Linked DNA regions of Mus musculus: region 1 is linked to region 2. The links are chromatin contacts, found by Hi-C or POLR2A ChIA-PET in ENCODE. All regions are on one chromosome and are shown on one strand. The core of a region is the stretch at or near the end of the contact, and the rest is flanking DNA. Distances in the headings are between cores, read along the strand shown.

Evidence for each region. A loop is a pair of places that touch in the nucleus more often than their neighbours do. ChIA-PET counts read pairs that join two places held with the same protein, here RNA polymerase II (POLR2A).
Region 1: a map of T-helper 17 cell shows a loop between it and region 2 (5-fold over the local background). The contact joins the promoter of Prss57 here to the promoter of Smarcb1 in region 2. A Hi-C loop is called at or near these places in 1 of 37 maps with a recorded cell type or tissue (T-helper 17 cell). POLR2A ChIA-PET finds 5 or more read pairs at or near these places in 1 of 5 experiments (embryonic stem cell).

What each region holds. Positions count from the first base shown.
Region 1 is chr10:79,787,205-79,791,796 of GRCm38, reverse strand. Prss57 (protease, serine 57) reads left to right here and starts at 2,812. Exons shown (of 5, transcript NM_001042710.1): 1 at 2,812-2,954; 2 at 4,286-4,439. The coding sequence starts at 2,855.
Region 2 is chr10:75,918,817-75,922,926 of GRCm38, reverse strand. It overlaps Smarcb1 (SWI/SNF related, matrix associated, actin dependent regulator of chromatin, subfamily b, member 1), which reads left to right and starts at 1,313. Exons shown (of 9, transcript NM_011418.2): 1 at 1,313-1,624. The coding sequence starts at 1,532.

The DNA.
Region 1 (4,592 bases), core at 1,563-4,062, 3.9 Mb before region 2:
AAGGCAAGTTTGAGGCCAGGGAGAGATCCTGCCCTAGAAAATCAGATAGATGGTAAGGAAGGAGAGCTGGGGCTGCTCTCCATGCCCCACTCGCATGTGCTTACACTGCACACAGAACATGCATACAAGCAAAATCAAGTATTAAAAAGTAAGGGATGCTGGAGTTGGGCATGGTGACACATGCCGAGTCTCCCTGACCACAAGTGCCAGGCCCACCTGGGCTACCTAGGGAGACCAATGTGTATGTGTGTATGTATTGATATGTATTTTTAAAGTTATGGGCTGGAGAGATAGCTCAATGGTTAAGAGCACTGGCTGCTCTTCCAGAGGTCCTGAGTTCAAATCCCAGCAACCACATGGTGGCTCACAACCATCTGTAATGGGATATGATGCCCTCTTCTGGTGTGTCTGAAGAGAGCAATAGTGTACTCACCACATATATTAAATAAATAAATAAATAAATCTTAAAAAGAAAAAAGCCCGAAGTGAGCTGATGTGGCTATACAAATCTGTCACCTCAGCACCTGGGAAGTAGAGGATAAAAGTCCCAGGTTATCCTTGGCTACATAGTGAGTTTGGGGGCAACCTGGCTACCTGAGTCCTTGTCTAAGAAAAAGAGAGCCACTTCCAGGAGAGTCGGAGGAAATGGAGAGCCAACGTCCTGGTTGGTGAGCTGGGGGCATGTCTGAGCCTTGCACACCATTCGTCTCTCATTGTCAAAGCCACTGACAGATCTTCACTGGGTCTCTATATACACATAGTGTCTCAAAAACACAAAAATCAGGCAGTGAATAAATAAATAAATAAATTAATTAATATCTCAAAGGGTTCCCAGATGCCCCAGAACGGAGATGGGAGCCCTTCCTGGGTTTCTCAGGCCAGGCCAGGGTCCAGATGGCTGCTGGGAGCTTGGCAGTTGGCAGTTGAGGTGAGTGCAAGATGGTTTCACAACCATTCATCAAAGCAGAAGGAAACAGAGAAGCAACAGGGCTCCTGCGTCTGCAGCCTGAACTTTTCCTGCACTTGCTGTGCGATTTTTTTCCCCCCTGAGACACAGTTTCTCTGTGTAGCCCTGGCTGTCCTGGAACTCACTCTATAGACCTGATTGGCCTTGAACTCACAGAGATCTGCCTGCCTCTGCCTTAGAGCTAGGACTAAAGGCACGCGCCCACCCTGCATCACACACCTTCCCACTCTCTGTCGTCATCCCCGCTGATTTCTCTTTATATCGCTGTCTTCATCTCTGTTTCTGTCTCCCTCTCATTTATTTTATTTGTTATTTTCTGAGTGTTTTTCTGTGTGTATATACCACATGCATGCAGTACCCACAGGAGCCAGAAGTGGGGACAGATCCACTGCCACTATGTGAGTGCTATCAACCAAACCCAGGTCCTTTGGAAGAGTAGCCAGTGCTCTAAACTGCTAAGCCTTCTCCCCAGACCTGCTTTCTGTTTGTTTGTTTGCTTGCTTGCTTGCTTTTTGTTTGGCAAGGACTCACTCTGTAAAACAGGCTGGCTTTAATCTCAGAGACCCATCTGCCAGTGTCTCCAGAGAGCTGGAGTTAAAGGTATGCATCCTCTTCAGGCTTGGCTTTCTTTCTGTCCTTATCTCTGTCTTTGTCTTCCCCTCCCTCTCTGTCTCATTCCACCTTCACCTGTTTCTGTTACTCTCTTATGTTCCTCTGGCCCTGGCTCTCTGGGGTCTCTCCCTCCTTCCCCTCCTGCTCTGTGTCTGGTCACTACTACCTTCCTGAGCCCTGGCTCCCTCAAAGGCCAATGGTGCAGAGCTTCCCCCTGCATCCTCAGTGGGGGATGGAGTGACCCTTTTGGGAGGTTGTTGCTAAGACAACAGTGCCTTCTCCTGCAGGATGCCCTTGCTGACCCTGAGCCCTCTCCCCTTCCTGAGCTGTCTGGGACCACTGTGCACCCTGAGTTCACCCAAGCCCCTCTCTGCTCTTAGGTACCTACCATTTGCATCAGCCCTGGGGTGGGTCCTACAGGCCAACTAGGGCATAGCCTGTAGCAGACTTAATTAAAGCTGCAGCATCTGCTAACAAGCATGGACCAGTACAAGCCCAGCCAGTGTGTGCTCTGGGCTCCATCTCACAACCTAGGGGAAGCTTATGTTCCCACCTTACGTGGGTCCATGGTAGACAACACCTGTGGCCTTAGCACTTGGAGGATAGAGGAGGGAGAGGCAGGCAGGCGTTCAGGGCTATTCTCAGCTGGATAGCTAGTTCAAGAGCGTATTGAATTAGAGGCCAGATAACTGAACTTTCTCTCCCAAAGGTCCCCACCACGAGGAAACCCAAGCCCAGCACATATCCTGATGGGTGGTCTCTGGACTCCAGACCTTAGGGTCACTCTCTGCTATGTCCCCAGTTCTTCCAAGGAAGTATGGTATACAGTAGGACCTCAGTAAAAGCAATAAAGTCAGCCCAACTCAGAGCCCTCCCCAAAGAACTAGCTTTATGGTCCTCACTGACCTCAGGTTCATGATGGGGAAACTGAGGTCAAGGGTCAAGGTGCTTGCTCCTGGGCTACCTGGCTGGGGACAGACAGATAAGCAGAGTTGGTGCTTCCAGGATGACTGTCCCCTGAGAAGGTCTGAATGCGTTCAGTGGCCAGATAATCTAGTAGGAAGGTACAAGGGGAGTTTGAGCTCACAAACCAATCTTGTTTCTAAACTTCTGGGTTTTCATGAGCAGCACAGTTGGAGACAAGAAACAGTAACGTGGCCTCCCCTGATTTCCAGAAGTGCCTGCTCCACCTTCTGACCACAGACCACAGACCCGGAACAACTTTCTGGACTGAACCGTTGGGTGCCTCCTGCACCTGCAGACCTCACCAGAAAGATGCCATCCTCTACAGCTATGGTGCCTGGGACAAGAGGAGGCTGGCACTGTCTGGTGCTGACTACAGCAGCTGCCCTGACCCAGCTCATGTGGCTCCCTGGTGAGAACTCCAAATGGCCATTAGACCCTACCCAAGGTGACCAGGCTCCCACACAGGATGCACGTGTACTCTTGCTCAGGCAGGAGGCTATGGGGTGGGGGTGGGGCAGCCAGTAGGGACTTCAGCCACCTCAGGTACAAGATCGTGGAGACTGGGCTTCCTAGCTTTTGTTTTGTTTTGTTTTTATTTTTGTGTGTATTAGTGTTTTGCCTGTATGTTTGCATGCCTGCAGTACCTGGAGGAACCAGAAGGTGGCATCAGATCCCCTGGAATTTACAGTCGGTTCCAACAATCATGTAGATGCTGGCATTAGAATCTAAGTCCTCAGTAAGACCAGCCAGGGGTTTTAAATAACGAGCCATTTCTCCAAGCCTCCTATTTTTTAAAAATTACATTTATTTATTTTGAGAGAGTACATGTAGATAGTGCTTGTCACAACCAGTGGAAAACTTGCAGGGGTCGATTCTGTCCTTCTACCATAGGGGTTCCTGGGATTAAACTCAGATTGTCAAGCTTGGTAGCATGTGCCTTTGCCTGCTGAACCTATCACAGGCCCAAAAGGTCTCCTAGCCTCAGTCTTTAATTATCTATCTATCTATCTATCTATCCATCCATCCATCCATCCATCCATCCATGTCTGTCTATCTGTTTGCTTTCAAGACAGGGTTTCTCTGTGTAGCCCTGGCTGTACTGGAACTCACTTTGTAGACCAGGCTGGTCTCGAACTCAGAAATCTGCCTGCCTTTGCCTCCCAAGCACTGGGATTAAAGGTGTGCCCCACCACTTGGTCCCCTCTATTTCTCTTAAGTAAAGTGGGTTTCTCGTGGTCCAGGCACCTTGAAATAGCTGGGCAGCTGAAAAGGGAATCACCTTGAATTCCTGATCCTCCTGCCTCCACTTCCAGAGTTCTGAAACAGCAGGCCTGCACTGCTACACCATGCTTATGTGGTGCTGAGGGTGCCTGGGACTGGCTTTGTCTGTCTGTCTCATCTCTGTCTCTGTCTCTGTCTCTGTCTCTGTCTCTGTCTCTGTCTCTGTCTCTGTCTCTGTCTGTCTGTCTGTCTGTCTCTCTCTCTCTCACACACACACACACACTCACTCTTAGGCGAGGTCTCATCATGTAGCCCTGGCTGGCCTGTAACTCTCCATGTAGACCAGGCTGACTCTGAACCCACAGAGATCCTCCTGCCTTTGCTTCCTGGATGCCTCCCTCTAGGTTTGCCCCTTCCTCTCAGCCCAGCCTCCACCCCTACTCCCTGCCAGGGCTGTGCTCCATTGCCCTTGATTTACCTGTCCTGTCCTTGTCTCTCACATTGCCCCACCTCTTCCAGGTTGCTGTGGGTCCTACATTGTTGGAGGCCATGAGGTAACGCCACATTCCCGGCCCTATATGGCCTCTGTGAGCTTCGAGGGCCATCACTACTGTGGAGGCTTCCTGATTCATACCCATTGGGTGGTGTCAGCTGCCCATTGCTTCAGTGACAGGTGACATGCTGGGGCCACTGAGGGATAAACTTAAGGCCATCAGGAAGCCAGGATGTGACACAGACAGGACCAACTCTCTACCCCCACGCCCGGGCACTTCTGGTGATAACAATCAAACATAATAACTATGATCATCTTCGACACAAGCGACAT
Region 2 (4,110 bases), core at 64-2,563:
GACTCTGGAGTTCTGGGATTAAAAGTGTGAGCCACCCCTGGCCCTTAACCCTCTGGTTCCCATGGCTGTGAGATCAGTGGGCAAACTCCTGGTTACCACAGCCTTTCCTAGTTCTTTAACATCTCCTTCATCATGACCCCAGTCACAATTGCAGTCTCATTAGACTGACCCTTATGAAGCTGGCCACTGTTTGTCCTGCTGCTTTCAGAGAAGTGTTTGTATTTTGCACATCCCACCATGCCCCCACCTCCCCTACACTAGGTTGTTAGTCCCTTTGCTCCCATACACAATGTCACTTTTACTTTAATGTTCTGTGGAATACATATTTTATGTATCTAAGGAAAATCTAGAAAGCACAAATGAGAGAAAACGTATTTGTCTTTCTGAGACTGGCCTGATTTGTTTAATATGATATCTTAGTTGCATCCATTTTCCTGAAAACAATGTAATTTCACTTTTGTGGCTGAAAAACAAAAAACACATGTACACACATTTCACACTCTTTTTTGTTTTCTGGGACAGAGTTGCTCAACATATCCCTGACTGTCTTGGAACTGAAGCTAAAAGCTTGCACCACCACACCCAGCCTAGACTACATTTTCTTCATCCATTCCTCTATTGTTGAATAGCTACCTAGGCTAGGCTATAACTTAAGCTCCTGTAATAGTGCTACAATAAACATTAAACATTTTGGAGTCACGGCTCTGTTCAACAGGGGGTGGACTGCTTGGACACGTTCCAGAAGCACTGTCTTCTCTCGGGGCTGTTATGCCCCAAGGCGGGCAGAGGCACAGACCAGGGCTGGGCTTGTGGGCACCAAGCTTGCAGAGGTAAGGAAGGAATGCAAGTGCCTCCTCCCGTTCATCTGGCACATCACCTAGATCTTTGAATAGTACCAACCTCCATCCAGTATTGTCATTCTTCCCATCCCTACTGCCTCGGGAACTGCTGTTGGCCTGGAGTGGATAGCTAGCTATTCCTAACGCACTTTCGGGTGGAAAACCTGAGGCGCTAGCGTGGGGTCGCCATGCCCACCCAGCTTCCCTCGGGCTTCCAGATAGAGCGGTCCTTCTCCTCGCTTAACGTCTCATTTTTTTCCTTCATCCCGGGGCGGAGTGCCAGCTCTGGCTATGCGACTAGGAAAGCTACCGCCTGAGTCAGGGCCTCAGTGGCTATTTCGGTCGCTGAGAGGTTTTCCTCCTTACCCGCCCAGGGAGGAAGCCTAGGAAGCAAAAAAGAACTCGGGTCCCTTTAAGGGCTTGCGGGAACGCGCTCGGCCTTGAGTCGCGCAGGCTGCGGCGCGCACGTTAGCGTCAGCTTCTCCACGCATGCGCACCGAGGGCGGCCTGCTCGTTGCAGAGACGGCCAAGGAGCCCAGTAGTGACACGAGCGCTCGCCCGGTTCGCCCGGCTTGCCCTGCCCGACCTTCACCTCCAGGCCTCCGTTCCTTTCGGTCCGACGCGCCTCGGCCCCGCCCTAGCCCACCGGATTCTTTCCAGCTCGACCCCGGCTGCCGGTTTCCCCCGCCGCCATGATGATGATGGCGTTGAGCAAGACCTTCGGGCAGAAGCCCGTCAAGTTTCAGCTGGAGGACGACGGGGAGTTCTACATGATCGGCTCCGAGGTAGCCCGCGGCGCGTTCTCGGCTTCCCGGGCAGCGGCTGGCCGGCTCGAGTCCCGGGGCGGGCTAGTGCTCCCCGAGAGCGCGCCTCCATTCATCGCGGAGGCGGGCGCGTGCTCGCAGCTGGGGCGTGGCCTGGTGGGCGTGGCCGGTCCCGCCTGGACCGTCCTGGGTTTTCTTTACCCACTTAACGTTGTTCAGACCCTAAGCATCTGTCCTAGCTTAGAGCGTCGAGCCGGTACACTCTAGGCAGATGGGGAAAGGATGTTCGGGAAGCCCCTGGGCGCTTGGAAGTGGAGGTGCAACACTGCCCTTGAACCCTTTGGCAGCTCTCGTGCACCCCACTGCCCCGGTCTCGAAATCTCTACTTGTAAGCCCGAAGCTTAGGAAAGCCTCTTCCCCTTTGTGTTGTTGCTTGCGAGGTGGACTGCAGAGAGCTTTTATGATGTTTAGAAAGTGATTGGACATGTTTGCTTTTGAGTGGATTGAGGCCCTGAGGTCGGAAGCACTAACGTTTTGGAGATCAGTGAACTAATTTTGAGTTTTTATAGGGGATAAATCTGAAGGGTCGCTAACCCAGAACCCAGAGCTAGAAGAGACAGCTTCTGTGCAGTCAGGTGGACAGGGTTCCTTAGGATCGCACCTGTGCGCCAGCCACTACCCTTTTCACAGGGGTCGCATATCAAAGATCCTGCATATTAGGTATTTACATTATGATTCGTAACTGTAGCAAAAATTAGAGTTATGAAGTAGCAACGAAAAAAGTTTATGGTGGAGGGGGTCATTACAACATGAGAAACTGTATTAAAGGGTCACAGCATTAGGAAGGTTGAGAACCACAACCTTAGAAAATCCCTTCAATTAACCCTAGAGACCAGCCAAATCTTTGTGTTTTTTTGTTTTTTTTGTTTTTCTTTTCTTTTTCTTCTTCGAGACAGTTTCTCTGTGTAGCCCTGGCTGTCCTGGAACTCACTCTGTAGACCAGGCTGGCAGAAATGTGCCTGCCTCTGCCTCCTGAGTGCTGGGATTAAAGGCGTGTGCCACCACTGCTCAGCTGAAATTTCTTTCTTTCTACCTTTTTTTTTTTTTTTTTTTTTTTTGGTGCAGATTGTCTATCTCAAACTAACTTCATTCCATCTAAGGGCAACCCCCAACCAGTTTATGTCTCTCCTCCCCTCCTCTCTTTCTTTCTTCCTTCCTTTTCTTTTCTTTTCTTTTCTTTTCGATTTATTTATTTATTTATTTATTTTATGTCTATGAGTACACTGTAGCGGTCTTCAGACACCCCAGAAGAGAGCATCAAATCTCATTACAGGTGGTTGTGAGCCACCACGTGGTTGCTGGGAATTGAACTCGGGACCTTCAGAAAAGCAGTCAGTGCTTTTAACTGGTGAGCCATCTCACCAGCCCCATCCCCCCTTCTTTTTGAGACAAGATCTCATCGTGTAACTGGCTGCCTTGTAGCTCCACTTTGTAGACCTGGCACTTGAACTCACAGAAATCCTCCTGCCTCTGAGTGCCAGGATCAAAGCACTTGGTGTCACTACACCCAGTTTATGTGGCTTATTTTTTTTTCTTTCTTTCTTACTCTTTTTTTGTTTGTTTGTTTATTAAGTGCACTGGGCTGCACCTTTAATCTGAACACTCAGGAGGCAGAAGTAGAGGGTGATTTTGAGTCCAGCCTGGCCTACGTAGTGAGATCTTGTCTTGAAAGGAATAATAATAACAAAAAGATAAAATTCAGATGTGTGAATGTCATCCAGTAGACATGTAACATGTGTAAAGAGGTAAGTGCCCACCCTGGAGAGCTAATGGCATTTCAGACTGCCAGCCGTTACCTCTGGCAGCTATTCAGTGACATACACTCCATTTTATTAGTGTGTCGGTTGAATCAGGTTGTGAGACCAATGTTGTCAGAAACATCCAGACTTAGAGTTTCCGTTTTCACCATCTTCCATTAAACAAAAAACTCAAGCCGCCAAGACTGATCACACTGTCACCTCTGTGCCTCTGTTCCACAGTGGCTGTGCTGGGGACATCTCTCACAGCTCAGAAGGGTCCTTGTTGGCCACTAGGCATTTGCTCAAGTGCAAGGTGTGGTGCGTATGGCAGTTAAGGACTTTAAATAGTCTATGCAGAAGAGTTTCTTCAAAGATGTTTATTTACCTGAACTGACCAGTGAAGGGGTAAATCTGGCCTCAGCCCTAGTTTTGAAAAGAAAATTCTCATGTGGTGGAGAGACTGAAAGACAGCTCCTGGTCAGGTGGGAAGAGCCTCGGGAGGTGTAGTGACAGCTTGCTCTGCCTCCTGACCCTTGCCCTCTTTCTCTGTCTTCCTCAGTTCTCATTTCTCATGCTGGGGAACCTAGAGCCTTGTACACGCTAAGCACATGGTCTTGCACTGAGCGCGCCTTCTTGGCTGGTTTTACTTTTCTTAAGCATCTGAGATGCTTACACTGGAAATCTTGTGTTTTGAGGTCATTGGCACGG